Linked DNA regions of Homo sapiens: all the other regions are linked to region 3. Evidence: chromatin loops called from intact Hi-C (ENCODE). Cell type or tissue: dorsolateral prefrontal cortex. All regions are shown on one strand.

Region 1 (8,000 bases), 150 kb before region 3:
ATGATCCTATTATCTATCATATTCTAATATATGATAAGGAATTCATCACAAGTCAATTCCCAGAAAAGCTCGAGTTATTTAATAAATGAGGTTGGATCAATCAGCTAACAATTTGGAACACAATATATTTAAATAATTACCTTATTCCACATACTAAAAGATATCCTGATTAATTAAAAATATAATGTATATAAACAAAAATTAAAAGAATATTCAATTTAATTCTCTTTTTTGAAGGGAGAAAGACTTTCTGTTTTTAAGAATAATAAAATAATTCATAAAAGGAAAGATGGGCAGACAGATCCTAGTACAGTGCACAGACAGCACCCATTTTGACGGATTTGTGTTTGCACTATACTTGTTTACATTTTCAAAATCACTCTTGCAGGCAAGAACATACCAATTAGAATTTTTGCAGGACGAAAACAACAAAAAAAAAATGAGAACCAGCAGACTAGGAAAAATAATGCAACACATTTGAAAAACAGATAAGAAAACCATGAAGACGGTTTCCAGCTTCATCCATGGAAGCTGGAAACCATCATCTTCAGCAAACTATCGCAAAAACAAAAAACCAAGCACTGCATGTTCTCACTCATAGGTGGGAATTGAACAATGAGAACACTTGGACACAGAAAGGGGAATATCACACACCGGGGCCTGTCATGGGGTGAGGGGAGGTGGGAGGGAAAGCATTAGGAGATACACCTAATGTAAATGACGAGTTAATGGGTGCAGCACACCAACATGGCACATGTAAACATATGTAGCAAACCTGCACATTGTGCACACGTACCCTAGAACTTAAAGTACAATTTAAAAAAATTAAACATAAAAAAAAGTGCAGAAAAGGCAAGTTCTTTAGGCTGGGACAATCAAAAAAGTAGGTCATTATATGAACTAGGCTTCAAAAAAAAAGAAAAGAAAAGCATGAAGACTCCTATAGGTAAGTCAACAAAGGAAAGAAACAGAAAATTCACCAAAAAGGGAAATGCAATTAGCAAATCAAATATGGGAAAGTGTTTGATCTCAATGCACATTACGAGATACTATTTTTTCCTGATCATTTTATGTGTGTGTATTTTTTAAACTAAAAAATCCAAATACTCACAAGAATGAGGTGAAAGAGACACCCTTGTGTATTGCTAATGGCAATTAGCAATTGGTAATTTTGGAAAGGAGCCTAGCAATTTGTAGAAGAACTTTAAAATGCTCATTTTCATACTTTTACCCAGGAATTCCTCTCTGGGAAATCTATTCTAAGTAAATAATTCTAGATGTAGAAAACACTGAATGAAGATGTTAAATGCTGTGGTACATATAATAGAAAAAATTGTAATAATTCTTCAACTTCAGACGAATGGTATAACGAATTGAATTATATCCTCCAAAAAGGTATGTTGAAGTCCTAATTCCCAGCACCTTTGAATAGTACCTTATTTGGAAATTGGGTCTTTGCAGATGTGTTCAAGTTAAGATCCACCCTAATCCAATATGACTAGTGTTCTTATAAGAAAAAGAGAAGACATACAGAGTCACACAAGGATAGGCCATATGAGGATGGAGACACAGATTGAAGCAACGCATCTACATGGCAAGGGACTGCCTGCAACACCAGAAGCCATGAGAGAGGCCTGGATAAGCTTCTCCCCTAGAGCCTTCACAGACAGTATGGCCAGCTAGCATCTTGACTTTGGACTTTTAGCCTCCAGAAATGTGAGAGAATAAATTTCTGTTGTTTTAAGCCACTCAGTTTGTGGTAATTGGTTACCACAGCTCTAGGAAACTAATACAAACAGTAACATCTTTATGTTAGTTGAGAAATAATTTCTTAAAGAAATATGCAGCCAATAAAAATAAATTAGAATGAATTAGACTTAGAAAAAGGAGCACAATGTATTATATGTAAATAGGTAGGGTATGATAGCATATGAGGTTATGAATACTATATGCTAAAACAATTCACTGGTGCATAGAAAAAAGACTGGAAGGAATTTCAAGAAAATATGGAAAGTGGTTGCATTTGCATAGTGAAATATCAGTATGTTTTCTACTTTTTTGGAGTTCTCAATTTTCTTTAATGAAAATCTATTCATAATCATCATAGTTGGTTGAAACTAATCAAGACTCATACCTAGGACTAGGGCTGGACTCATCTCTTATAAAATCCTTGGACTTGAAGTTGATAGGTCTGAACAAAATTGGTTCTAATTAACAAGAAAGAGCATAGGATGGTTAGGTAGGCAACTAAAAACTTCTTGTACATTGTTGTACAATGTACAAGATTGTAAAACAATATGTACAAGTTGTAAAAACATCTTGGTCCATTAGGATTGCTGTAACAGAATACTATAGACTAGGTGGCTTATAAACAACAGGAATTTATTTCTCATACTTCTGGAGACTGGGAAGTCCAAGATCAAGGCTCCAGCAGATTCAGTGTCTGGTGAGGGCTCTCTTCCTCACAGCCAGCTGTCTTCTCATTATAACCTCACATGGTAGAAGGAGCCTCTTTTCTATGAGCACTAATTCCATTTATGAGGGCTCTCCCTTCAGGAACTACTCTCCTCCCAAAGTCTTCACTTCCTAATACCATCACTTTAGAGGTTAGGATTTTAACGAATGAATTTTGGGGTAACACAAACATTCAGTCCATTGCATATCAGGTCCTTGTCTACTTCAAGTTTTGATAGAAGCTGTGAAGAGGAGGACAATAAAAATATTATAGCTAATGGGGAGAAGGAAGAGTGTCCTTCCTGAAGAGCAGGTGTTACTACTGAGTGACCATTAGTTCATTGGTAAAGCTCAACTTAATGTGACACATGTTGATTACCTAAGAGCCAATCTTAGAATAATAGACAAACTAACTTTCAGTATTTTTGTGAAACCAAACACTAGCAAATTCCCTACAGTTCTTTCTTTCACAGAGGTGCATGTTTTACTCAGTCAACCACAAAAGTTACATTCACAAAATTCACTGGTATATATTCATAATTTAGTTGTGCATACCCTGACGTATCAGTTTATTTAAACAGGCATTCATTCATATTTCTTGAAAACCTACCAAAAACCCAACACTGGATCAATAATTCATAATACAACACTGAACAAAAACATCATGATTCCAACCCTCAAATATCTTCTAGCCACACTGGAGAAACAGACATTAAACAAAGTATGGCATATAATAGAAAACTATATTGTGACTAAGTGACACAAACAGAAAGCAACAGGTGCCATCATAAGAGCAGATAATAAGGAAAACTATTCTAGCTTGGAAAGACAGGGAAGGTATAGGTAAGATGAGGTTAAACTGATTTCTGAAGAGAAAGGAATTTGCCAAGCAAATTGGAGAAGTAGAGTGATGTTAGTGCTCTGAATAGAAGGAACAGCTTGTGCAAAGTTTTCAAGTCTAGAAATATTCCAGTTGATTTGAGGGGCTAAATGAAGGCAGCGTAATTGCCATGGAATAAGCCAGGCCGGAAGTAGTGAGAGATGAGGGAGTGCACACAGAGCCCTGTAGACAATGTTACAGATTTGGGTCTTAATCCAGAGTGTAATGGAAAGCCACTAATGGAGTTTACTTCCTGACCAGCAGGTGTCACTACTGAGATGACCATTAATTCACTGATAAAACTCAACATTAGTGTGACACATATCACTTAAGACTCATGAATGAAAAATAAATTTGCATGCTATATGCCACTGATATTTTTAAGGTTTGTTACACAGCAATAGCTGACTGACCCACAGCCTTCCCTTCTTTTAGGAATTGTTTGCAGCTTATGGTCCAGGAAATGTTTTCTCTCTCTCTCTTTTTTTGAGACGGAGTTTCACTCTGTCACCCAGGCTGGAGAGCAATAGCTCAATCTTGGCTCACTGCAACCTCTGCCTCCTAGGTTCAAGCGATTCTCCTGCCTCAGCCTCCCAAGTAGTTGGGATTACAGGCACTTGCCACCATGACTGGCTAATTTTTGTATTTTTAGTAGAGACGGGGTTTCGCCATGTTGGCCAGGCTGGTCTTGAACTCCTGACCTCAGGTGATCCACCCACCCCAGCCTCCCAAAGTGCTGAGATTACAGGTGTGAGCCACTGCGCCCAGCCCATTTTCTCTAATTTTTAAAAGCTACTTTTTCTTATTTATTTATTGTTTCTAAAATAAATATTTTATTATTTTTTTAAAAAAATTCTATCATTCTCAGGTGTTTGATGTGGAAGGAAGATATTTCAAATAGTTCTCAGGCTATCATTTTGAAATTTGAAACGTGAGTATGACATTGAATCAGTTATGAGATTATTTCAACTGGTTTGATCACAAAAGCTCTAGGAATTTAAGGAAAGACTGAAGTAAGACTGAAGACTACAAATTCAGGAATAACTTTCAAATTACAACAAAGGACTGCTTCAGAAGTGGCACAACCACTGCCACTTCTGGGCAGAGATAACATGGATTGTTCCTCTGATGCTGGGGGCACCACTAGAACCTCTGCCAACACTGCTACTTCTGCACAGCAATGGACCACGTGCCTGTCACTGCCTAGCACCTGGATATCCATTACACTAGTTTCCACATGGACATCTCACACCATTGTGTCTGACCCAGAGCAAGGAAAGTTGGAAGGTGAGTTTCTGGCTTTCACCTTGGAAAGAAGCAAACTCATAAGATAGGAATGTCCTTAAACATAGAAAAGCAGCTTAAAAGGTTTACAGGGATGCCTTATAATCACTACTTGGTTATGTTGGAGGTGAAAAAAATTAAAAGTAAACAAGACAAGTCTATACACTTAAGGAATCAAGACTACAGTTCTCAATTACAGTTCATCAAGATAACACACACAGATGCCCTTGTTAGGGAATCTGTCACATAGGCATTCAACAAATGACAAATCAGTCAACCAATCAATAAAACCACAAACCACTGCCATAAAATGAAGCACGATTACCCCTTTATTCCAGACTTTTAGTCTTGCCTTTAATTCTCCAATGAGTTGCTTTGCTTTTTTGTTCAAATTTCCATATTTTACTTTATCACCTCGAATCTTCTGGTGCGATGATTTCATTTTACGGTACACGCTTGTCAGACCATGCCAGCTGCACCTACTTATGCCTTACCATCTCCTCGTCCACTGGGTAACAGTCTCTCCTGGAAAAGGTTCATTCTAGGTAGTTGGTCTGAATCAAGAATTTAAAGAGATAGAAGCATCAGTGGGCCAGTGATCCTCAAAACTGTCACTTGAAAGGCACAAATATATCTCCATTTTGGCATGCCTAAAGCTTTTTCCTATCATCTCAATAGTTCAAGGAGACAGGAAAGGGTGGAGAAACACACACACACACACACGTGTGTGTGTATATATGTACATATATGTATGTATATAAGTATATGTATGTATACATATATACACACATATATGTGTATATATATATATACATACACATTAGTGTGACAATCACTTAAGACTCATAAATGAAAAATAAATTTGTATGCTATATGCCACTGATATTTTTAAGGTTTTTTACACAGCAATAGCTGACTGACCCACCCATATGTATATATGTATACATATATACACATACATATGTGTGTGCGTGTGTGTGTGTATTTTCTTTCCTGTTTCACTTCCCCTTCCCTCACTTCTGTGTCCTGAACTCACACTTCCAAATAAACTTCCCATCCATGAACCATTGTCACAGTCTCCTTTCAGAAGGACCCAGGTTAAGATTCTCTCTCTTTTCCTCCTACCCTTCCTTCCTTCCTGAGCCTTTTCCTTTTTTCAGTGCTATTACCCATCTACTTTCACACTCTCACATATACATGTGTATATATATATGTGTGTGTGTAAGTACATATATATTTAGTGTTTCTCCACCCCTTCCTGTCTTCTTGAACGATTGAAATTCCACATGTGAAGTGAAATACAGAAAACAGCAGACCTAAGTTAATGATTTTTCTGGGAAAGACAAGGAAAAAGAAAATATAACTTTCCAACTTTGCTAATGTAAAAATACATTTTACACTTGTGTTTTTGGTAGATTGGGCAATAATGGTTAACCCACACTTTCCAAAATCTTTGGATAGACATTTACTGAACACTAGCCATGTTCCAGAACTGGGTTGGACACTGGGATAGAGTGGTAAGAAGTGCTGACATTTTACCTACCCAAATCTGCTGTATTTGAACTAGGTCTTCCAGTCAGATGATTCAAATAAGATCAAAATATCCGCTAATCTAAGAAAAAAGTTAATATCACTTCAAAAAAAAGGAAAGGCTAAGGGAAAAAAGAAAGAAAGGAAGGGCAGGAGGAAGAGAGAGAGAATCTCAGGCTGGGTCCTTCTGAAAGCAGATGGTGACAGTGGTTCATGGACGGGAAGTGATTTGGAAGTGTGAGTTCAGGACACAGAAGTGAGGGAATGGGAAGTGAAACAGGAAAGAAAAGAGCCATTTCCTTCCCTCCCTCACTTCCTTCCTTCTTTGTTCCTTCCTTCCTCCCTTCCACATTTCAAAATTCTTCTCAGTTAGATCAAGTATCCAGTCACCTGTGGCAGCCAATGGAAAATGGAAATGGAAGGAAGGGAAGGAAGGAAGGAAGGAAGGAAGGAAGGAACGAAGGAAGGAAGGAAGGAACGAAGGAACGAAGGAAGGATGGATCCTGGCAATTGTGATTTTTCTATCAGAAGCATCTAACAGAAACACAGCCCAAATATTTCTGCTTCTCCCACATTGGATAATTACAGCTTTTCTTTATTGATAATCTCATTTGATCTTCAGAACAACCCCATGAAGCAGGTATTATTTTTATTACAGTATTGTGCTTTAAAGTGTGAGCTGTGCTGTGAGACAGCTCGGAATGAAATACGGGCTCCATCACTCGTGAGCTTTGTGACCTTGGGCAAACTAACATGTTTATGCCTAAGTCTTCTTTAAATGGGCAATAATAAGTGCAACAACTGTTTGTTGTGAGTATTAAATGAGTTAATATTTGTAAAGCACTTAGAATTGGTCTGGCATATAGTAAGTTAGCTTTTATAAACACCTGTTTTTTGTTTTGTTTTGTTTTTCTGATGCTCTCAACTGTGGACAGATTTTGAATGCCTTCTGATGCATAAAATAGGAGAAGCACTCACATTAGCAGAATGACTTTGAAACTCTGCACAGTGTGATCCTCAACAGAAACAGTCCTAAACAAGGTTATGGGGGAGCCAAATGTGCAGGACCCAGCCAGGAAGACTTGGAACGAAGGGGTGGGGCTCAGCTGGGAAAGTGTGTTTTGAGCAAATACACATTTCACTGATCAACAGCTTCTTGCAGGATGTCCTCCCTAAGTCATTTCTGTAAAACATAAAATCTCCATTCTAGGCAGGGTGCCATATTTTTCCTTCTCTGCACCCAATGAGAGAGTGCTTCCTTCTCCCTGGCCATTTGCAGGGAAAATGAAGCCAAGATCCCATTTTAGTACAAATGCTCAACTTTTATGGAAATGTGTTTGGATAATTTACAAAGGACACCCCTCCTCTTCCACTCCAGTTGAGAGGTTTTAGAAACTCAGGGGGTTCTTTTCACTGCTTCCTACCCCAATTCTTTGTAGACTGGCAAAGAAGCTTCCTCTCCCTCACTCCTCAGCACCCCACTGATTCTACAATGTCTGGGAGGCCATCAGCATTTAAACAAAAAATGGTCCTCATCTGAAACCACAGAAACCCTATTTAGCACAATCAGGACTAGAGAGTCATTTAGAGAGCAAGCGCCTTCATTATAATGTGTGAAGCAGAGTCTCAACTGACTATGGAAGCCTTCAGCCTTGAAGGAAGAGAGGGGCTGGGAAGACAGAAAGCAGGAGGGACAGTAGAACATATAAGCCATTTTCCCAACTTGGGAGGTATATTTAACATCGGCAGAAAGCAATCATTGCAAAATGTGTATGTGTTTATTTATTTATTGGATTGAGTATACCCAGTCACCACTTTTTCTCTCTAGGGGCAACTGGAAGAACCAAAGAAA
Region 2 (8,000 bases), 1.2 Mb before region 3:
TCTTTCTTTCTTTCTTTCCTTCTTTTTTTTTTTTTTGACAGTCTTGCTCTGTCGCCCAGGCTGGAGTGCTGTGGTGCGATCTTGGCCCAATGCAACCTCCACCTCCCGGGTTCAAGCGATTCTCCTGCCTCAGCCTCCCAAGTAGCTGGGATTACAGGCACCTGCCACCACGCCTGGCTAATTTTTATATTTTTAGTAGAGACGGGGTTTCTCCATGTTGGCCAGGCTGGTCTTGAACTCCTGACCTCAGGTGATCCACCTGCCTTGGCCTCCCAAAGTGCTGGGATTACAGGCGTGAGCCACCATGCCAGGTCTGAAACTTAATGTTTTTCTAGAATGTTCTTAGCATTGAGCGAGCCTCTATATAGTCTGGAGATACTCCTGGACTAAGCAAGTCCCTTTCTGGCCTCTGCCTCAGTTTTCCGTTTCTGGCAGAATTTCCTACTGCATTTTTGCAAATTATTTTTTTAGCTCTGGATAAAGTAATTTGGACTGAAAATCTGAGTAAGAGAAGAATTAAGATATCCCATCTCAATGGTTATCTAAGAACTGCAAATGGAAACAGTGAGATAGCATTAATAGTAGTTACCAAACTAGCAATGATTTTTAAAATGCAGGTGGTAATTGGTAAAGTGTAATTTCAAACCCTGCTGGTGGCCAGCCAAGTAGCAGAACTTTTCTGGCAAGTAATTTGAGGGTCTTACAACCCTCAAATATACCATTTGATCTAGTAATTCCATATCTTAAGTGTTATGTAATAATCAGCAACAAGGACAAAAAAAATAACAAATGAAATTCCTGCATCATTACTGAAATCTTGGAAACAATCCAAAAGACTAGCAGCACAGAATTGTTAAATAATCACCATACATTATGATATAATATGATTTGTGCCATAGAATAACTGCTGAATGGGAGGAGTGCCCTGGGCAGGGAAGGAGGTCCAGATCCTTTCTGGGGTGTATGGGCTGCTGTGAACCCAGTAGGGGTCTGCTTGACATTGAACTGCATCTGCTGTAATGGCCTAGGGGGTTTAGTCCCCTGCGCAGCTCCTCTTGCCATCTCTCTTCCTTAACATTGACCAAATGAATCCTTACTATGCTGTAGGCCTTGCTTTACAAGCATTGACCCATCTTCATGACTTTAACGAGGACACTTCTATTATTATGTCCATTTCACAGTTGAGAAGATTGTGGCATAGAGAGAAGTTACTTGCCCAACGTCACACAGTTAGGAAGCAGCAAATGTCAGGATTTGAGCAGGTATTCAGACCGCTCTTAGCTACTACATTATACCAGACTGCAAATAAGCCGTACAGTTAATTAGCACAATCTAGTTGTGCTAAGAATTATTAAAAATCACATCTTCAAATAATTGTTAGTGATATGAGAAAATTCTCACGGTACAGCGTCAAGTGAAAGACAGCATGCATGATATATGTTATGATATAGTAAGATGTGAGCCAGATGCGGCAGCTCACGCCTGTAATTCTAGCACCTTGGGAGGCCAAAGTGGGAGAATTGCTTGAGGCCAGGAGTTCGAGAGCAGTCTAGGCATCATGGCGAAACCCCATCTCTACCCAAAATACAAAAATTAGCTGGGCATGGTGGTGTGTGCCTTTAGTCCCAGCTACTTGGGAGGCTGAGGTGGGAGGATCCCTTGAGCTGTGATTATGCCACTGCACTCCAGCCTGGGTCCCAGAGCAAGACCCTATCTCTAAAATAAAATAAAATAAAATAAAATAAATGCAAGTTTTGCTGTATGACTTAATGAAACAGGAAAAAGAAATAAATTCCATGAGACAGGAGCAGTGCCATTTACTTGTCTGTTATTTATTTATTTTTTGGAGACAGCGTCTAGCTCTGTCCACCCAGGGTGGAATGCAGTAGCATGATCTCAGCTCAGTGCAACCTCTGCCTCCTGGACTCAAGCGATTCTTTGCCTCAGTCTCCCGAGTAGCTGGGACTACAGGTGTGTGCCACCACACCTGGCTAATTTTTTGTATTTTAGTGGAGATGGGGTTTCACCATGTTGCCCAGGATGGTCTCGAACTCCTGAGCTTAGGCAATTCACCCGCCTTGGCCTCCCAAAGTGCTAGGATTACAGGCGTGAGCCACCACGCCTGACCAACTTGTCTGTTTTTTAAACTCATCCTTGCAACTCCCAGTATGTAGCTCAGTGCCAGGCACACAGTAAGGCCACAGAGTAACTGCTGAACTGGCAGACTTCTCTCTATGTGTCACTCTTCTCAATTGTGAAATGAACATAATAATAGAAGTTTCCTCGTTAAAGTTGTGAAGATGAATCAATGCTTGTAAAGCAAGGCCTACAGCATAGTAAGTGTTCAGTCAATGTTAAGGAGCCCTGGGGAGGGAAGGAGGTCACGGTCTTCCCTGGGCAGTATGGGCTGCTGTGAACCTGTGTGGGGTTGGCTTGAACTGAATCCATTGTAACGGCCTGGGGGATTCAGTCCCCTGCCCAGCTCCTCTTGCCATCTCTCTTTTTTTGTGTTGTGCCAGAGCCATGTAAGGGACTGAAACTGGCGTGGCACAGGAACACAGGCACTCAGGCCAAGCAAAGATGGCCTTGCTGTTGAGTGAGTGAATTGCAGCTCATCTCTCTGTTGTGACCTTGTCCATTTCATGCGAAGCAACACTTATGGGTGGGCCCAGTGCCTGTTTGCTTTCAGGGAAACAGCACAGAAATCAGGATCAGTAAATTTGATGTTGAAGTCTTTTTATCCCTTGGACTCTCCCATATCCCACTCAGGTCCCCATCAGCACATTGTCACCTCATCCCTGCAATGGTCTGGCAGCTCTGCTGTGCCTCAAAGAGGCTCTGACAAGCCTCGCTGGGATGTGCAAGCCACTGCGCAAGGCTAATAATTTGGTGATTCTTTGAATAAATATTAAAAATATCTACTGTGCAGAAGTGAATTTTTGGTTAATAAAAATTTCATGCAGAATTCTTTTCTTTCTCTCTTTCTTTCTTTTTCTTTTTTCTTTTGGCAGGCCCTCGTTCTGTCACACAGGCTGGAGTGCAGTGGTGCAATCACAGCTCACTGCAGCCTTGACTTCCAGGCTCAAGTGATCCTCCCACCTCAGTCTCCCAAGTAGCTGGGACTATGGGCACGTGCCACCACACCTGGCTAATTTTTGTATTTTTTGTAGAGACAGAGTCTTATTATGTTGCTCAGGCTGGTCTTGAACCCCTGAGCTCAAGTGATCCTTTTGCCTCAGCCTCCCAAAGGGCTGGGACTATAGGCAGGAGTCACTGCACCCTTCCTTTTTCTTTCTTTTTAAAAATCTGATTTATTTCCATGGGTAGAAGCAGACCCAACATTTTGAAAATATATTTGTACCACGCCCTTTTTTTTATTTTTTTCTTTTTTGAGACAGAGTCTCGCTCTGTCGCCCAGGCTGGAGTGCAGTGGTGCGATCTCGGCTCACTGCAAGCTCCACCTCCCAGGTTCACTCCATTCTCCTGCCTCAGCCTCCTGAGTAGCTGGGACTACAGGCGCCCACCACCACGCCTGGCTAATTTTTTTTGTATTTTTAGTAGAGACGGGGTTTCACCGTGTTAGCCAGGATGGTCTCGATCTCCTGACCTCGTGATCCGCCCACCTCGGCCTCCCAAAGTGCTGGGATTACAGGCGTGAGTCACCGCGCCCTGCCTGTACCACGACTTTTTTTGGTAGTGTTTGTTCCTTAGCTACTTTCGCTCTCTGATCTTCTAAACCAGACTCCTTCGGAGGTGCATGAAAGGGCTTGCAATTTAGGTAGTTAACAGCTGGTAAGCAGCAAAGATGCAAACATGATCTGAATCAGCATCTTAGCTGATGGTGATAGTGGGCTTTCAGCTGCCAGTGAATCCAAGTGTATAAAAGAAAAAAAAAAACTCAGATGAGAGAAGTTTTCAAAATGTCCACTGGGTGGAGCTGTCAGTTTAGCTGGAAGCATGTTTGGCTTACTTAGCTACAAGTTACACCAGTGATGTTTCAGTGACTCTTAAAATTGGTGCCCAAACCCTTTCCTACTTCCTTCAAACCCAGATCATAATTACAACTAAATAACATTGGTGGGATTATTGTCAGTTTCACTCACAAGACTGTAAAGTTCATGGAAACCCTGAAGGTCAGGATTCCCAGAGATGCCGCTTTGGTCTTCTTCCTCTAAATTTAGTTGGTTATCAAAGGAATAATTTAGGGAGGTTATTAAAAATGGATTCCTGGAAACTTTCCCAATCCTGATTTAGTAGTAGTGGGGTGGAGCCATGTGTTAGTTATCTATTGGTGTGTAAACAAATCACCCCAAAACTTAGAAGCTTAAAAGAATAGTACTTATTATCTTTCACAGTTTCTGTGGGTCAGGAATTTAGGAGTGACTTATTTTGGGGTTATGGCTCAGGGTCTCCTGTGAGGCTGCTGTCAGATGTCAGCTGGGGCTGCCTTCATCTGAAGGCTCGACTGGAGCTGAGGGATCCACTTCTGAGGGTGCTGGCAAGCTGGATCCAGGAACAGTATAGGACAGGGAGGATGTGCTGGACTGGCTCAGATATATCCAGATGTAGGTGCTGTCTGGGCATGGCAGATTATTAAATGTTGGTTCTTTGGCTGGGTGCACCCTGTTGCATCCTCTGACCACAGCAACCCTGAAGCATACAGTCTTCTTCCCCAGCAGGTCTCCTCAGCCTCTAGGCTTCCATGGTCCCCTCAGCCTCTAGGCTTCCATGGTCCCCCATCCCTGCAGGGTCACTTTGTCTTTCCAGGCTAACTCCTGGGAAGTGTTCCTTTCAACATGGCTTGAGGTTGGCTCCTTCCCATATGGCCCACATCTAGCCTTGGGAAAACATGAGCATTTGCCCTCCTTCTTCACTCCCCAGAGAGGGGCAGGGAGAGGAGAAATGGTGCAAGATTCCAACAGCTCTCTGGAGACATTGTCTCTCTACCTCTTCCACCTCTCCAGCATCAAAGGCTGGTGGTGGGTATGCGTGGGATCTGACAATGGCTTCCTAGTCTCTTGATGGGTCCTGCACCAGTGACCTAACACTTTGCCTAGGAATGTGGGGACTTGGTACCTGTTGTGTTCTTGGCCTTTGCACATTAATGAAAACCTGATACAGCAAGTCCTTTTCAAGATCCTGTTCCATTTCTCCATACGCCAACTTTAAAGCCTTCCTAAGCATCCGACTCCAGCACCCGGGAGCTTCTTGACCTTCTCCACTTGAGTATCGCAGAGTTAAGTTGAACATGGTGCATCAGAGCTCAGTATCCATCCTGGGAGCCACATTCTCCTCCTCCCTTTCTGTCTTGAGTGGAGACACGGGGGTCAGAAACCACGTTATCCACAACCACTCTTACTCCCCACTCATCATCCCGTCCCTCGCCTCGCCCTGACAATTGTACCCCCTAATTATTCCTTGAACCTGCCCTCCTCCTGCCTCTGCACTCCACCTTCCTCCATTGCTTTAGCCCAGCCATTTCTCTCCTCTTCTCCACCTTGATTCAGCTAACTCCTCCTAGACCTGGCATAGTCATCCGTTCCAGGAACCCTTATCTGATAAAATCCCATCCCTTTGCCCAAAGGCTGGGCTGGGTCAGGTGCCCCTCCTACCGACAGTTTCCTGTGTCGTCATTGGCCACCTCTTGTGCCTCGCCTTGCATCCTCCCTGCCCACATTTTATTCCAGTCATGGCTGGGGCCACCAGCTTTGAGCAAGTGCAAGCTGACCGCATGTCCCTGGCTGTCCTGCCTACCTCGCTTTCTGCCTCTGGGCTTGCCTGACATTGAGGAATGGGATGTCTGCAGAAATGTGCCAGGCACTCACACATGCGCAAACCTGGGAGGGTGGAGAGTTAATGCTCCAAGGGGCAACACACTTGACCACTGGGAGACGGGCTGGTGGACGAATGTTCCCCTCCTGTCCTTCTGACGATGTGTCAGAATGAGGCACATCACTCTTCACCACTCCTTAGACAGCCTCTAGTGGCATCATTCCCAGTTACTTAGAACGTGATGCAGCTTGGTATGAGGTTGCTGCAAAAGTCATTGCGGTTTTTACCATTGAAAGTAATACCAGAAACCGCAATCACTTTTGCACCAACATAATAAAATGTGTGTTGGCTTTCCCTCCTGCCCTGTTTCACTCTTCCTATGCCCCTAGTCCCCAACTCTGCTTCCGAGGACCACTTCCTTAAATAAATTAGTTCATACAATCCCTTATCTTAGGTTTTGCTTGACTTGAGAGGGACACAAGCTATATTTAACTCAAACACTGCCTTTGTCAAATTAAGAGTATAATAGTTACTTGTTTATATTTCTGTCTCTTCACTCAACTACAAGTTCTTTAAAGCAGGGACTATGCCTCCTTTGTCATCCAAGTAATGCATAATAAGCGCTTGTTAAGTGAATGGCTCAGGGGTAGAAAGAACAGGCTGCTGGATGAAGCTGGAAACCATCATTCTCAGCAAACTATCGCAAGGACAAAAAACCAAACACCGCATGTTCTCACTCATAGGTGGGAATTGAACAATGAGAACACATGGACACAGGAAGGGGAACATCACACACTGGGGCCTGTTGTGGTGTGGGGGGAGCGGGGAGGGATAGCATTAGGAGATATACCTAATGTTAAATGACGAGTTGATGGGTGCAACACACCAACATGGCACATGTATACATATGTAACAAACCTGCATGTTGTGCACATGTACCCTAAAACTTAAAGTATAATTAAAAAAAAAAAAAAAGAAAAGAAAGAACAGGCTGCATTTACCCTTGGCAGCTAAAGTGCATGGGGCATAAAGCACCCTTAGAAGATGCTTTTCATGCGTTACCTCATTTAATTCTAATTTAATTCTAGAGCAACCCTAGGAGGTAAGTGCTGTTATTATTCCCATTTTAAAGATGAGGAACAAGTTGAGAGAGTTAGATATCTTTTCTTTCTTTTATTTTATTTTTTTGAGATGGAGTCTCACTCTGTCTTGCCCAGGCTGGAGTGCAGTGACATGATCTCGGCTCACTGCAGACTCTGCCTCCCAGGTTCAAGTGATTCTCCTGTCTCAGCCTCCCGAGTAGCTGGGACTACAGGCGTGTGCCACCACACCTGGCTAATTTTGTATTTTTAGTAGAGACAAGGTTTCACCATGTTGACCAGGCTGGTCTCAAACTACTGACCTCAGGTGATCTACCTGCCTCAGCCTCCCAAAGTGCTGAGATTACAGGCGTGAGCCACGGTGCCCAGCCGTGAGTTAGATAACTTACCCAGAGCCACACAGCTAGAGGAAAAAGCATCAGAATTTTGAACTCTGGTCTATCTCATTCCCAAGTTGGCCTCTTATCAACTCAATTAATTATTGGGGAACTATGGAGCTTGTTATCATTACAGGATAAAGTGCTGGCGGGGAGTGCATGGAGGAGAGGTGTCTTCGTGGGCAGGGGCTGCATCATGAAGGATCTCTGTCAGGTGGTTTTTATCTTTAGGCAACGGGGAACCTCTGGAAGCTTAAAACATTTTCTCATTGTGAGCCTTTCCAAGTGTCCTGGCATTAAAAATAAATAAATAAATAAATAAATAAATAAATAAAAATACAAGCAGTTTGAAGAACTTCTGCAAGGGGGCAGGCATTGGCAGCCGATGAGACAATTCGTCTTGGAAAACTAGCGTGGGAAACTTGGTTCAGTTTTCTTTGCCTAGTGGGGCCTCTGCTCAGCCCTGTGAGTGGATCTGAGATCGATAAGTCACCCCAAGCACTGGAGACCTGCTGCTGTTCACTTTGCCTTTCGCTCCTTTCCTGCCTTCCTGTCTTCTTCCCCTCACCCTTTCTCCCCTCATTTCTCTGGCTTACTTCACAGAAGTGGAAATAGGTTCAAAAATGTGTAAGTTGGTGCAAAAGTAATCGCGGTTTTTGCCACTAAAAGCAATAGCAAAAACCGCTATTACTTTTGCACCAATGTAATAGTAGCAGCTTCCTAAACATCGCCAAGTTTGCAACATCGTGAA
Region 3 (8,000 bases):
TGCAAGCCATGGGAGGGGGCATTCTTGGAAGAGAATCCTCCTGCTCACTCAAGTCTTCAGATGACTCCAGCTCTGGCTAACATCATGACTATGATCTCATGAGAGATGCTGAGTCAGAACCACCAAGCTTAGACACTTCTTCATTCCTGACCCACATGATATGTGCAAGATAATAAATTTTTATTGGTGTCTTCCATCTCTAAGTTTGGGGCTAGTTTCATATCCAACAATAGATAACTAAAATAGCAGTAGAAAATCTGGCTCCAGAGCCTGTTTTGTTAACTGCTATGTGTACTATCTCTCAACTGAGAGTTTATCTTGGGTATATGAAGAAGGATTAAAACAGAATTGAAGGTAGAGAAGGAAATGACTTCCTTCCTATGTGATGTTATTTAATGCCAATATTGTGTACCAGCTACCCAGCTACCATCGTCTCCACTAACACCAGCAGCATGCATTCAAAACTCTAAGAGAAGAAGAGTAGACAAGAGAGTATGGGATTTGAAAGAAGATAGTCCGGAATTGAATCCCAGTTCAGTTCCTTCACTCATTTTGGGTATTCCAAAAAAGAGGCCATAATAACCAGTGAGAAAAACAACTTGTAAAGCCCAGTCTCTCTGAGCACAGCTGAGAGCTGGCTATATATATTTATTTGGGATGTATGGAGTTCAGGGATTCATGGAATTTCTCAGAAGTAGGGGTACTTACAGATTGGGTAATATTTAGCTGTATGCCTGAGTGACAGTCTTGCTGATTGGATGACTTTCAGCAGTGTTTGTGCTGATGCAAAATAGCTAATGACCAATTAGGAAAAGTTTAAAACCATGTCTGGCAATTGTTTCAAGGCCAAAGAACAATGAGCCCTTTCCTAAGAAGATAGGAACTTTCTGTTCTTCCTTAAGCCATTTCCCTTCAATGTTCTTACCTGTAAAATGGGGAGAATACAGACAACTATTTATCAAGGGCCTACTATGATACTTGCCACACGCTAATCAACTCAGCCATTGTATGGCAGCAGCTGCCATAAACCATAAGTACACAAATGTATGTGGCTGTATTCCAATAAAACTTTATTTACAAAAATAGGCAGCAGGCAGGATGTGGCCAGTGGGCAGTAGTCTGCCAGTTCTGCTCCAGGTTATCTTTAGTCCCAGCTGTGGCCTGCTCTTCTGCCTCTCCTAGCTTCTAGCTCTGCTGTCCCATTGATCTGTATTACACTTTCCCCTTTCCTTAAATGCTTTTCTTCTACTGATGTGTTAGCTTTCAGTAAAGCATTACCTCATCAGGAGAAAGTGCTGTCCACACCTTTAGACTATTACAGGCCCCCCTGCTGTGTGCTCCCAAATGCATTTCCTCTTTCGCCACCTTCATCTCACTTTGTTATAATTATTTATTTCCATGTCTTTCTTCCCTGCTAAACTGTGAGCTCTGTGAAAGCAGGGATTGTTTGTCTCCCATGCCATTTGATCACAGGGCTTAGCACAATTCCTGACACATAGTAGGCATTTGGTAAATACAAAGGAAAAGAATGAATAAGCACGATTTTACAGAGAACATCTAAGATAAACTTTGGCTACTGTACACTTGTGTCTACCTATTTTACAATTTTTCCTAAAACCACCTTGTTCCCAAGAAATGGATTCTTCACTTCATATATTTTCAAGCTCACAGGCCATTTTGCCTCTATTTTACAGCGTAAGAATTTTGAAATGAGGAAACATCAGTGAAATCCATGTTTAAGGCACTTTTATTCTCATGCCACTATTTCCCTGCAATGGTGACCTTTAAATTTAGCCTGAGTATAAGTGGGGTTGTCAGAACATCAGGTTACATTATGTTATTCAGCTATTTGTGCCTTTTAAAGACGATGTAAGTTCCAACATAGACCGCACAGCGGGAAAGTTACCCTGATGATATTCTGGAAACTGCCGCAGCCAGGATCACATCCGGAAGTGGGTCAGTATTCAAGAAGGCTCATGCTTCTTGGAAGTCACTTTTACTGGAAACAGGCCCACATTTATCCTTCCAGAAAATAAGTAACCTGTGGCTCGTGCATGGCCTTTCTTCTTCAGGCAGATTGGAGAGAGGATTGTGTTTGAAAGAAAAGAATGGAAATGTGCCTGCAGCACTTATTTTTCTCCTTCAGGGTGGCGTGTGGAGCTGTGTGCTTGGACCTGCAGTGAACGGTGTAGTCACTGATTTTTCCACCTAATCTGGGGTTCAGAGGACTCCGGGCTGGTACTGGTCCTCCACAATTCCTCCTAGATGTAAACCAGCCCCCCGACCTTTTTTGCAGCTGTTTGACTAGCTGAGCCCACTTCCTCATTGATAAACAGCTTTGATAAATAGGTTGAACTAAACAGCTCCCAGAGACACTTCCAGCTCTGGTCATGCAATTGATTTCTTCAGGATGCTTTCAGAGACACATCAGGGCAAGAAGCATGGGGCATGGGGTGAACGGAGGAGGGAGAGGGGATCCAGCTTTGAATGGTAAGGCAGGGCTTCTCCACTTCTTGTTGCATTGCCATGAAACAATGACCTCTCGCTGTGCTCCCAGTCCCAAAGAATAAGCTGTAAGCTGATGTATGAGAAGAAAGATCCGAAGGAGATGCATAGACACATAGAAATCACAAATAATAATAATAATAATAAAACCTAATACAATGCCTAACTTGCTCCTTAGCTCCTTAGAAAACTGCAATGTGGCACTAGACAAAAGACACCTTCCTGGGCTTTACCCCAACCCAGTCCAGTTTAAATGACAATGGACCTGCACACTTTAATAGTTTTTAAAGCCCATTGCCTATAGACAGGCAGGATAATCTAGTAACAATGAGAAACATCATCAGGCACTAAGTTCTAGCACTGTTCTGATTGCTGTAAAGGTATTAGGTAGAGTCATATGCAGCGGCTGTTTTTCTAGGCCAAAAATGGATAAACACCAGCAATTTCATATTTCTATCTAAGATTAACTCTTTTGATTTTTACAACAATCTTCTAAACACTGTTGTTGTCTTTTGTTATGAGCTCTAGATGGGTTTTTAACTCAGCTCTGCTACTCTGGTCAAATGTGCCTTCGTTTTCTCCCATGTAAAATGAGACTAATAATACTGCTTGCTTCATAGGGTTATCACGAGGACTAAATGAGTGAATAAATGTAACAGTGCCTGACACATAAGTGCTAAATAAACATCGGTCATTATCATTAGCTTTACGTAAAGTGACGTTAAGGTCTCCTTCATTCTAGAAATACTTTGTGCAGTGGCATTTCATGTTTTTTTTTTTTTTTTTCCTACCAGGCACTTATTTCTTCTTCTCTTCTAAAATAGCATCCCAATTTCCCTTTCAGGGAACTTGTCCCCCTGGCTGACTATCAGCCAGGGATCCTTGCCTCCCCTCACTATGGCGTATACATGTACCCTGAGGTTAGCCAGCCTCTCTCCTGTGTCCTGTATTTTCCAAAGCCACATTATTCTGCTCTTCCTGTGATTCTGAAGCTCTTCTGTGTCCTTCCAATAAATTCCTTTTTTATTGCCCATGAACAATGGGCACGTGGAGGAAATACGGAAGGTAATTTAGCAGATTGTTGGCAAGTTAAGTTAGCAAGATAAGTGGTTTCTATTGTTGCAACTAAATATCTTTAAAATATATATCATTGGAAATAGACATTGTAATGTTCTTTTTATGAATAATGAAACCAGCTAACATTTACTGATTCTCTGTCTAGACTTTTACTATGTGGTTATGTTTAACACACTTCTGCGACAGTAAGCGCCATTAACCCCATTTTGCAGAGAAGAAAATTGAAGACTTAGATTCCTCTGCCAGCTTGTCCTGCTTGTGTGTCCTTGAGCAAGTCTCTGAACATATCCAAGGTCTCAGTGTCCTGATATGTGAAGTGGGGTTGGTGACCTTTCCCACGCACAGGGTGGTTTTGAGAATCAAGCAAGATGATGAACGTATAAAAGCTCTTTGTAAACTATATAGTTACATGCCATATACGGGTAAGATTGCATTATGATTCTCTTTGACAAAAGGACACATTTTAACTCCTGTGTCTTGGTGCCTAATTTAAGCCATTTGTTGTTCTTTCTGCATAATAATAATAATAACAAATAAATAATGCATGTTTCAAAGTGAAAGCCCTAGCTAACACACTCCCCAGAATGAGATTCTTTTTCTTGGAAGCAACACTACACCTATGTGGATTTCCTGGGTGCTTTATGTTCTTGCCAGGCTAATCATGGCTGAAACTTGTGTTCTCTGCTTTTCTGATCAAACTTAGAGTCCTTCTCTCTCTTTTCCCTTTATTTCCCTCCTGTCTTTCCCAATCTCGAAGCTCCCCAAGGACCAATAAATTCCGGCATTGACTACACACAGCCTTCTAAGGGTTTTCAGTATATTAGAAATAAGATCCAACTTCCTGTATTGAAACCAGAATTTAAATGAAGGTTTTCCAAACTCTACTGAGGATTATATAAAGAGTAAGCAGGAATCATAAAAATTAGGAATATTATTTTCAAATGCCAGGGTTTTTAATAGACAAATAAGGTATGGGATCAGGCTGCAGTATATTAGCAAAAGATAGAGAAAAACGAATGAACGAGAAACATTTCACTGTGAAAACCAGATGAATATTCTTATTGGCCCACAGTGCCATCTTGTGGATCATTTTTAAATAGGGCTTTGTTTTCAGTTGTGATTGCATTTGTTTGACTGTTCCTAATCATGTAAAGCATCCATTAAAGTCTGCAAATGATTTCCAGGTAACCCAAGAGAACATAGATGAACACACCTGGTGGAACTCATCTGTTTATTGATATCTCATCCTCCTTAGGCACAGTTGGCCTGTCATTCCATGCTTTAAATAACTTCTCTCTTTGCCCTCTGTAATAGTAGATGTTCATGGTTCTCTCTGGCCATTTTCTTCCAGCCTTCACCAAATCTACTTTATCTATGTAACTCCTAAGGTATGTTCTTTGCCTTCTCTTTCTAGATGTAGTGGTTATGCACCTTGTCACAGGTTTTGTAACCCATAGAAAACCAATGGTCACCCATGGTCCACGGACATTCTTTCCAGAAAAAGACACTCAGATGACTGTGCCCCTCCTGGCACACACACTCTGATAGAAACAGAACACACACTCTTACACACTTGCACACACCTACACTCACATACATGCTCACACATTTCAGCCAACAATTTCAGGGGGGTTCACAAAGTTCCTGGTTCCATGTTTAGAACCTTTGCTTGACAGTACTTCCTTCAGTGATGTTATGGAATCCTAGACTTGTAACTATCACACCTATGAAGAGGTATCTCAGATGCCAGGTTCTTTTCTATATCCAGTCCTTTGTTTCCAACCGCCCTCACTATTTCTGATGTAAACATCCTGCCCTTCCCTATGGCTAACGCTGTAGCCATGTTGATCTCCTCTCAAGAAACACTTCTGGGCACGTTCAAATTCTGTTCACTCTCCAAGCCCCGGTTCATATACTACCATCTCTGGGAAGTCAATCTCTAATCAGAGAGAATTAAACTTTCCCTTTGTGATCTCTTAGACTATTTTTTTAAGTTTTCACATTAAATATTTCAGACTTTCTACTGTTTATAATTGCCTGAGTAGATAGGTTCTTAAGGAAAGAAAACATGTCTGGTTTCATTTTGCAGCTTCTATCATAACAAGAGAGGGGCTTACCTTGTAGCTTGTAGCTTTTCCTTTAAAGTCTTTGAGATTGGAAGACTTGGTTTAATTTCTCACTTTAGACCTTAACGTGTGACTGTGAGCAAGGTAGTTAAGCTTTCCAAGACTCAGTTCTTCATCTGTACACAGGGATCCGATGGTTCCTATATGTGGGGTCTGTGGGAGGATTCAATGAGTCAAGGTATGTAATGCACTTTGCATGTTTCCTGGCACACAGCTGGGGATCAAAACATGTTTCTTGAATAATAGGACCCTCAGAAAAGGAAAAGAAGCTGAGGTCACTCTCTCCAAAAAATGTATTCCCATGATTTTGAAATCAAGGAGTTTGTCCTTTATTTCTGTAGGAGTGATTAGGATGTCCCTAAATGTTAGAAACTCAGTTAACAGCAGAGAAACAAGATGAATCAGCAGTTTGCTCTAATAGATCCAATCTTTGAAACCTTTCAATCAGCATTGGGATGGCAACCCAAGTAATTTTTTTAAGTATTATTTTATTTAGGCCTGTGTGGCTGGCTTTTCAGTCTGGGCTGACCATTAGCAAGAGCAATCTGCAGCTGGTTTCGGTCTCCTGGCACTAGTGGTTTTCACAGCAACAGCAAGTTGTCTGTGGTGCAGTAGAAAGAGCACTGAAGTTGGAGGTAGAGGGTCTGACCCAAAGGATACCCTTGTTCCTCCAAACCACATAGCCTGGAGAATAAATATGGACTTCTGCTGCTCATTGAGGTGCGCATGACTATTGATATAAATTATTTTATGTCCTCCAGCATGATATTTTGTGCAAAAAAACACTATTTTTGTAAGTTTATATTTTTAATTAAAACCTGTTTAGTTTACAACTTAAAAAATATTATCTTCCCGGTTTCTGCCATATTGCTTGCCAGCCCACTCCCCAGAGTGTTGATCCAGTTAACAACGGGCTAGATCACATTTCCCACAGCTCCCACAGGCTGAGAGGTGAAGCTTATTGTTTCTCCCTCTCCAACCCTGCCATCCTTGTTGAACTAAATATCCTCCAACAATATGATTTTCATTAATCTGATAGATGTACTGTGGGGTCATGTTGCCATTTAACTTGGGAATTTCTATGGTTATGAGAGATGTTGAACTTTTCTCCTAAGCTATTTAAATTTCCCATTCTATGACTCCCCTACTTATGTCCTTTGATGACAGAGTTGGCTTTCTTACCTTTTTCTTGTTGGTTTGCAGGAGTACTTTGTATATTCTAGGTATTAATCCCATTCAAAAATTCTCCTATTTTTTTCATTAGATTGTAGCTGTATGTTTCACATTGAAGTCTCTAATTATCTAAAAGTTCCTCCCTTGACCAGCCTGGAAAACAGAGTGAGACATCATCTCTACTAAAAAATACAAAAATTAGCCAGACATGGTGGCGTATGCCTTGGTCCCAGCTACTCAGGAAGCTGAGGTGAGAGGGTCGCTTGAACCTGAAGGTGGAGACTACAGTGAGCCGTGATCGTGCCACTGCACTCCAGTCTGGGTGACAGAATGAAACCCTGTCTGAAAAATAAAAGAAATAAATGAAAGATCCTCTCCTTGCTTATGGAATAAGATGAAGATCTCACTTTATTTTTCTCCTTAATATGAGTCTATTTCCCAATATCAACTTCTTAACAATCTGTCCTTGAGCCACCGACTTGTCTTGCCACCTCTATCATATATCAATTCCTAGATATATATGGATCTGCTTCTGAATTTCCTGTTCCATTTCATTGTGATAGTTGAATGTTCCTGTGATAGTACTGTTTTTGTTTCCATGGTTTTGTAGTATATCTTCATATCTGCTAAGAAATTCTCTTTCATTTTCTCTTCTTTTTAAAAATTAACTTAGCTATTCATGGACTTTTAGTATTAACCACAAATTTGAGATAAGTCTTAAGTTTATTTTTAAAATGCTGATGTTTATAAACTGCATTAATTTCTAAATTATTGGTTTTTGTTTTTGTTTTGTTTTGTTTTTGAGACGGAGTCTCGCACCGTCGCCCAGGCTGCAGTGCACTGGCGCGATTTCGGCTCACTGCAGCCTCCACCTCCCAGGTTCAAGCGATTCTCCTGCCTCAGCCTCCTGAGTAGCTGAAATTACAGGTGCCTGCCACCACGCCTGGCTAATTTTTTTGCATTTTTATTAGAGACGGGGTTTCACTATGTTGGCCAGGCTGGTCTTGAATTCCTGACCTCGTGATCCACCCACCTCGGACTCCCAAAGTGCTGGGATTACAGGCATGAGCCACCGTGCCCAGCCAAATTAATTTTTAAAGAACTGACTCTATTACAATT
Region 4 (8,000 bases), 1.2 Mb before region 3:
CATGGCTGGGGAGGTCTCACAATCATGGCAGAAGGCAAAGGAAGAGCAAGGTCACATCTTACATGGCAGCAGGAAGGAGAGAACTTGTGCAGGGAAACTCCCATTTATAAAACCATCAGATCTCGTGAGACTTATCCACTATCACAAGAACAGTGTGGGAAAGATCCACCCCCGTGATTCAATCACCTCCAACTGGGTCCCTCCCATGACACACGGGAATTATGGGAGCTACAATTCAAGATGAGATTTGGGTGGAGACACAGCCAAACCATATCATCAGAGAACTGCATATCAAAACCACAGTGAGGTATCATCTCACCCCAGTTAGGATGGTTATTATCAAGAAGATTAAGAAAAAATGCTGGCAAGGATGTGGAGAAATGGGAACTCTTACTCTTGGTGGGAATGTAAACTAGCACAGCCACTGTGGAGAAGAGTATGGAGGGTCATCAAAAAGCTACAGATAAAACTGTCATATGATCCAGCAGTCCCATTTATCCAAAGGAAAGAAAATCAGTGTATTGAAGAGACATCTGCAGTCCCATGTTTATTGCAGCTCTTTTCAAAATAGCCAAGATATGTAATGAACCTAGGTGTTCAACAACAGATAAATAGATAAAGAAAATGTGGCATATATACACAATGGAACACTATTCAGCCATAAAAAGGAATGAAATCCTGTCATTTGCGGCAACATGGATGGAACTGGAGGAAATTATGTTGTTAAGTACAAGTCAGGAACAGAAAGTTAAACACCACATATTCTCAGTCATATGTGGAAGCTAAAAAATAGTTGATCTCATAGAAGTAAGAAATAGAACAGAGGAGACTAGAAGGTGGGAAGCGTAAAGAGAAAGGGGGATAGGAAGAGATTGGTTAAGGTTATAAAATTACAGTTAGATAGGAGGCATAAGTTCTAGTTTACCACAGCACTGTAGAATGACTATAGTTAACAATAATTTATATAGTTTCAAATAGCTAGAAAGAGAGCATTGAATGTTCCTGATACAGAATTGCTGGGTCCTGGCTAACCTCCACCCTCAAGCCTGGAACCTGGGCCCTAAGTGAAAGCAGCTGACCTCATTTTTTCTGCTCAAATAATTGCCTTTTTGGCCCTCCCCACCCCCATCCTGTGCCCATAAAAAGACTTCGTCTGGCAGAGCAACACAAGTGGCTGGTGCAAGTGGTTGGGGATGCAAGCTGCTGAGCCTCGGAGATACAAGTTGGTGAACTTTGGGGATACAAGCAGCTGAGCATCAGAGACTATGGAGACGCAGTTAACTTCAGATGGTTCAGTTTCAGGGAAAGATCATCTTCTTCCCATACCACCCCCTTTCCAATTCCCCATCCCACTGAGTGCCACTTTTATCACCCAGTAAAATCCTCCACATACACTACCCTTCAAATAGTTCATGTGACCTGATTCTTCCTGGATACCGAACAAGAACTCAGGTGTCAAAAAGGACAGGTGCAGGAGGCTATCACTCTGACCCTTCACTGAGCTGCTAACAGTTAGCCATCCATGGACTGCAGGCTGAGTGAAATGAGCCACTCCAGTTCCTGCCCACAAAGGGGGTCGAGGTCAAGGAAACAATCCCATCTCAGTCCCAACACAAAAAAAAGATAAATGTTTGCCATGATGGTTATATTAATTGCCCTGATCTGATCACTATGCCTTACATATGTATTGCAATATCACTAAGTATGCCATACATATGTACAATTATGTGTCAATTAAAAAAATTAAAAATAAATAACTAAAAAGAAAAAGAGCTGATGTTTCAGTATGAGTCTTAAGGCCTGAAAAGACCAATGTCCTGGCTCAAGGCAGTTAAGCAGGAGAAGTTTCCCTTTATTCAGACTTTTTGTCCTGTTAAGGTCTTCATTTGATTGGATGGGGTCCTCCCACATTAGGGAAGGCAATCTTCTTTTCTTAGTGTACTGATTCAAATGTTAATCTCATCCAGAAACACCCTCACAGACACACCCAGTATAACGTTTGACCAGATATCTGGGCATCTAATGGCCCAGGCAAACTGACACATAAAATTAACCATCACAATGGATTATCCACAAAAGGGCAGCTATCTCCCTAAGGGGAATTCAGCTCTAGCTTTTGAAGTTTTTTTTCCTCTTTGTCACATGCATTATCCTATGTAGATCTGGTCATTCATTTATTCATCAAGGACCTCCTGAGAGCCTGCTGTGTGCCAGACACTACTTTGGATACTGGGGAGACAGTGAACAAAGTAGACTTATTGTGTAAAAAAAGTACACACTGGCAGTATCCTAATTTTGTGTAAATGGCTTCTGAAAATGTGCATAAAATAAAATGTAAGAAAATCTAAACAATAGGCTTATCTAGTATTAAGGGAGGGTTCATTCAGAAAAAAGCTAAGAAATATTATAAAACTTCTATTTATATCTTGCCTTTTAGTCATAATTTTGACAACAGATTCCCAACTTTTCAGAATATTTCTAAATTTGTTTTGATTGTTGTCTTTCTATGAGTGAACACACAATTGCTCTTGTTAAGCCCCATGAGTGTGTGTTTGAAGCTAAAGATGCGTCATTTTAGACACATATAATGGTCTCCATCTCTATCTCACTTCTAATAGGTTTGTGATATTTACAGTTCTTATCAGGTATTAGGGTTTTTATTTTTTAGGTTTTCACTTACTATACGACATAAGGACCAACGCTCTGCAACTTTACTAAAGAAAATAAATAATCTTTATACACTGATTACTTAGTTATGGGCATTTTGTTAAGTGCCTTATGAATATTATCTTTTTAAATCCTGGGATAGGAGTACATCCCTGGACCATTTATAGAACTGCATTCTGTTCAATGAGTTATTACAGAGAAAGGGAAGTGGATGAAGTTGAAAAGATCATCATGCCATAATGGATAGTACACAAAAGACATAATTAGCATGAAAAAAATTCAGCTTATTCAAATAGAACTGTAGTTACTCTAATGAATAAATGATCCCTTGATTATACTTTCAAGTAATACCAAGTCTAAAAATGGTTGTTAAACCAACAACTTCTAAGTTTTAATTGATTTGGAATGAATATGTGGGCCTCCATTATCATAAGCCAGACCAATGTAGTTGAGATGCCCATTTTCCCACTATTCCTAGCCCTGAACTTGGCTAAACTGCTCAACTCTTTGAGCCTCAGTTTATTTTTCTGCAAAATGGGAGCAATCGTAAGAACGTCAAAGGATGCGAAAAGGATAAAGTAATTTATCCTTTAATAAAGGATAAAATAAAGTTTAATAAATAAAATAAAAGAACATACAGTTTGGAACTTGGAACATCATAGTTGTTTGAAAAATATTTGGGCTTCTATTTCCTGCAGTCAGGTATATTCTAAGTATTCAATGAATATTTGTTGGAGGTGTTGAATTCCAATATCTATAAGCAAAGAGAAGTATTATATTAAAATAAAATTAGTTATTGAATTTGGTGTTAAATAGTTTAGTCTAGAGCTGCCTCTTTACATATTTTAAGTTCAGCCTAAAGATTTCTCTGTACATCATGAACTATAACCTAAACGGAGATATAAACAGACTGTAACCTACTCTTGTGCCAATCACCGAGTTTTGGCCAGTCAAAGGGTGCCAACTGTTCAAACCGTGTTCAAATAAGGTAAATGCCTGAGCTGTCACCAGTCCAGCTGTTTGTATACCTCACTTCTGTTTCCTGTGTGTCACTTTCCTTTTTCTGTTCATAAATCTTCTTCCACCCTATGGCTGCTCTGGACTCTCTGAGCCTACTCTGGCTCTGGAGGCTGGCTGATTCATGAATCATTCTTGCTCAATTCAACTGTTACATTTACTTTGGCTAAGGTTTTTCTTCTAACATTGGAAAGAAAGCTGAAACCTTTCAAACTTTACTCTTGAATCTTCTTTTCCTTGTCAGGGAACTCTTCAAGGGTGGATGTCCTGGAATGGCCAATTATTTGTCTAAATGCTTTGTTTCTTTCCTAACCAATTAGGCTAAAACACCTCTGGTAAACAAATAGGCATACAGGCCCCCCGCCCTCACCACCCCATAAATAAGACTGTAGGTGAGAAAGGCAGGGAGGCTGCACTTTCCCCTTCTGATCTGTGCAGGGGAGGTTTCTGCTTCAGGGGATGTGGAGGAGACTGGTCCTGGCTTAGTCTTCTTAGGTAAATCTTTGGCGGGAGCAGCAAGCTGCCCCTTCTAATCTGCCTTCCAAGTGCATGTAGTGGTTCATGGCACTGCTTTACAAGAGGGATGGGTTTGATGGGTGGAGCACTTGCACATTTTTAACTTATAAAAGTCCTTGTGAGCCAGGCACAGTGCCTCATGCCTGTAATCCCAGAACACTGGGAGGCTGAAGTGGGAGGATCACTTGAGGCCAGGAGTTGGAGACCAGCCTGGGCAATATAGTGAGACTCTGTTTCCACCAAAAAAAAAAAAAAAAAAAAAGAAAAAAAAGAAAAAAAAATTAGCTGGGTGGTGGCACACACCTGGAGTGTTAGCTACTCAACAGGCTGAGGTTGGTGAATTGCTCAAACCTAAGAGGTTGAGGCTTCAGTGAAGTTGGTTATGATTGTACCACTGGGCATCCAAGTCTGGGCAACAGAGAGAGACCCTGTGTCCAAAAAACAACAACAAAAAAGTTATTGTGAAACCCTTAGAAGAGACAGTACCAGAGCTTATCAGTATCTGGTTTTTCTTTCCTTTCTGGGTCCACAGAGGATTACATTTCCTAGGTCCTTTGCCAGTAGGTGGAGCTATGTGTCCAGTTTCACTTCAGAGCCCAAGCATAGAACATACAGATGTTGGTACTGCCACACACTCTCTTCAATCTTGTCTTGAGATGTTAGAGCCACAAGGCAAGGGACATGTAGTTTGCTGAGTTACTGCATTGACCTTAGTTGTCCTGGAGAGCTGCCCAGACATACAGTAGATGTAGCAAACATGAAGAGTAAACTATTATGGTATGAAGGCACTTAAATTTGAGGGCTATCTGTTACTGCCTCATAATCTGGTTTATTCTGACTAATTGAGCCTCGCGGGGAAGGTTTGAAATGGGGTAGAAAGTATTCTGTGCTACCAACAAAATATCCTAAAACTATGCCAAATAGTCTACTGGTAAATGATGGGGAATCAAGACTGGAGGTGGGAAATGAGGGGAAGGAAAGCAATGAATCTGGAGAAGCTGCAACAGAATTACTGTCTAAAATCATGATCAATTGCTTTTTCTGGGTTTTGAGTTAGCCTGTAACCTTCCTGCATTCCAGGATTCTCAAATAAATTCTATGCCTTTGCCTATCTCAAAGGAATCTCCTCGAAGACCATCGTTTTTGAAATGCCTTGAAGATTGCTTACAGCAGAAACCAGCTCAGCACCTGTCTGTTGCCAAGTTTCTTTGCAAGTAAGGAATGATAGTCGTATGACTTTAAACTATCATTCTTCCTTCACTTGAAGTGAGCAAATTTGAGTCAACAAATAACGATGGGAGCTTACATCAAGTGACTGTGCTTGGCTGTGGGGCTACCAAGATGAAGAAGGAATGCTCCTGCCCTCGAGGAGCTCACAGTCTAGTGGGAGGGAACAATGCGGACATAACTGGCTACGGAACAAGTTAGCCTGGGGAAGGGCTTCAGCAGAGGCATAAACAGAAAAAGTCAGGGTCCAGAGGGAGAGAGATCTGTTCTCTTTGTTGGGGAGGGGTCTGGGAAGGCTGTATTTTAAGTTAGTACTTGAAGGATGACAAAGACCTTGATGGTTTTCTGTGAGGTATGAAAAACTGCCAGTGTTGTATCTCTAGCTTTAGGAGTTTTATTCCTATGCTGCAGAAAAATCCAGCTCGGGAGATGTGTAATTTAAGCATTTTCAAAGCCCATATAACCAGAGATCTGGGCTAATGGGAAAATAGTCATAACATTGCCGCTAAATGCAATAACTTGTTGATATATTTTGCTCAATTACCCTTGTTAATGATTCATCAATCTTTTTTTGCTTCCTGCACTAAAAAAATCTTGCTGCAGAATTTTGCCCAAACATATACACACCCAGTTTTTGGCCCTTGGCAGCCTTCCTAAGTGGAGAGTATTTTCCACATGTGGTTGTTGACATGTAGATTTTGAAATTCAAAAACAATGGATACATACAAGAGGGAGAGGAGACTGAGAATGTATCCTCCATGACACACAAAGATCAGTGTTTTTTACAAGGTGGTCCCGGCTGGGTGTGGTGGCTCATGCCTATAATCCCAGCACTTTGGGAGGCTGAGCTGGGCGGATCACATGAGGCCAGGAGTTCCAGACCAGCCTGGCCAACACGGTGAAACCCTGTCTCTACTAAAAATACAAAAAAAAAAAGAAAAGAAAAGAAAAGAAAAAAAATTAGCCGGACGTAGTAGGGTGCGCTTGTAGTCCCACTTACTCGGGAGGCTGAGGCAGGAGAATCACTTGAACCCAGGAGGCAGAGGTTGCAGTGAGCCAAGATCATGTCACTGCACTCCAGCGTGGGTGACAGAGCAAGACTTCAACTGAAAAAAAAAAAAAAAGTGGTCCCTAGAACACTAATTTTGGATGAATTAATAAATGTGGTATAAAAAAGGATTATATGGTATGTTTTTTGTCAGTGTGGCAACTATCAATTTATTACCTCTCAGCTCCAAATTCACCCTTTTGTTACCAGCTCCACAGTGAAGCCTTAAGCATTGCTCTTTTGTAGCAAGCATGGTGTTAAGCTTTCTCAGTAGAGGAACACCGGAGAAACATTGCAGGAGGAGGGGGATCCTCTTCCTGCTGGCTGCAACCACACCTTTTCCAACAAGGTCTGAATCCCAGCCTTGGGGAGGCCCCAACTTCCAAGTTTGCTTCTCCTTGGATGCTCTTCCTTGGCCCTGGAGTATTCGTCAGTGTACTCTTCACATCTCTATAGTTACTCCCCTGTTGTTTTTATTTTATTTATTTTATTTTTTTTTGTTTGAGATGGAGTCTCGCTCTGTCACCCAGGCTGGAGTGCAGTGGTGTGATCTCGGCTCACTGCAACCTCTGCCTCCTGGGTTCAAGTGATTCTCCTGCCTCAGCCTCCTGAGTAGCTGGGATTACAGGCACCCACCACCATGCCCAGCTAATTTTTGTATTTTTAGTAGAGATGGGGTTTTGCCATGTTGGCTAGGCTGGTCTTGAACTTCTGACTTCAGGTGATCTGCCCACCTTGGCCTCCCAAAGTGCTGGCATTACAGGCGTGAGCCACCACACCTGGCCTCCTGTTATGTTTAATAAGGGTTTATATTAAACAAGTGAGTGAGTTCTCATGAGATCTGATGGTTTTATAAGAGGCTCCTCCCCCTTTATTCGGCAGTTTTCCTTCCTACTGCATTGTGAAGAAGGTGCCTTGCTTCTCAAGTTCTGCCATGATTGTAAGTTTCCTGAGGCCTTCCTGGCCATGCTGAACTGTGAGCCAATTAAACCTCTTTCCTTTATAAATTACCCAGTCTTGGGCAGTTCTTTATAGCCATATGAAAACAGACTAGTACAGTAAATTGGTACTGCAGAGAGTGGGGTACTGCTATAAAGATACCCCAAAATGTGGAAGCAACTTTGGAACTGGGTAATAGGCAGAGGTTGGGAAAGTTTAGAGGACTGAGAAGAAGAGAGGAAAATGTGGGAAGGTTTGGAACTCCCTAGAGACTTGTTGAATGGCTTTGACCAAAATGCTGATAGTGATATGGACAATCAGGCTGAGGTGGTTTCAGATGAAGATGAGGAACTTGTTGGGAACTGTAATAAAGGTGATTCTTGCTGTGCTTTAGCAAAGAGACTGGTGGCATTTTGCCCCTGCCCTACAGATCTGCAGAACTTTGAACTTAAGAGAGATGATTTAGCGTATCTGGGAGAAGAAATTTCTAAGCAGCAAAGTGTTCCAGAGGTGACTTGGATGCTTGTAAAAGCATTCGGTTTTATGCATTCACAAAGAGATGATTTGAAATTAGAACATCTGTTTA

What was found. A loop is a pair of places that touch in the nucleus more often than their neighbours do. Peaks named below come from ENCODE experiments on the same cell type or tissue, not always from the same donor. Only the 100,000 strongest peaks of a DNase experiment are listed, where the experiment ranks them.
Region 1: a loop joins it to region 3, with 5 times the contacts of the local background. A loop is called at or near these places in 70 of 110 quality-filtered maps.
Region 2: it touches region 3 in a loop (4-fold over the local background); 42 of 110 quality-filtered maps call a loop at or near these places.
Region 4: it touches region 3 in a loop (7-fold over the local background); 52 of 110 quality-filtered maps call a loop at or near these places.

Annotation. Positions count from the first base shown.
Region 1 is chr4:16,439,293-16,447,292 of GRCh38, reverse strand. All of the region lies in intron 2 of LOC105374505 (a long non-coding RNA gene), which reads right to left. Among named protein-coding and RNA genes, the nearest start is that of TAPT1-AS1, 220 kb to the right of the region's middle. In dorsolateral prefrontal cortex, CTCF peaks have their summits at 3,421 and 3,621 (motif pointing right); no DNase peak of the experiment used is centred here; H3K27ac peaks cover 915 bases.
Region 2 is chr4:17,468,462-17,476,461 of GRCh38, reverse strand. No RefSeq gene overlaps it. Among named protein-coding and RNA genes, the nearest start is that of QDPR, 40 kb to the left of the region's middle. RefSeq lists an enhancer at 5,231-5,730. In dorsolateral prefrontal cortex, CTCF peaks have their summits at 3,934 (motif pointing right), 7,438 and 7,641; no DNase peak of the experiment used is centred here; H3K27ac peaks cover 2,423 bases.
Region 3 is chr4:16,286,745-16,294,744 of GRCh38, reverse strand. It overlaps LOC124900674 (a long non-coding RNA gene), which reads right to left and starts at 7,659. Exons shown (of 5, transcript XR_007058064.1): 1 at 6,891-7,659; 2 at 5,700-5,861. In dorsolateral prefrontal cortex, CTCF peaks have their summits at 4,434 and 4,647 (motif pointing left); no DNase peak of the experiment used is centred here; H3K4me3 peaks cover 520 bases; H3K27ac peaks cover 1,089 bases.
Region 4 is chr4:17,444,646-17,452,645 of GRCh38, reverse strand. No RefSeq gene overlaps it. Among named protein-coding and RNA genes, the nearest start is that of QDPR, 63 kb to the left of the region's middle. In dorsolateral prefrontal cortex, CTCF peaks have their summits at 4,554 and 4,765 (motif pointing right); a DNase peak (open chromatin) is centred at 4,778.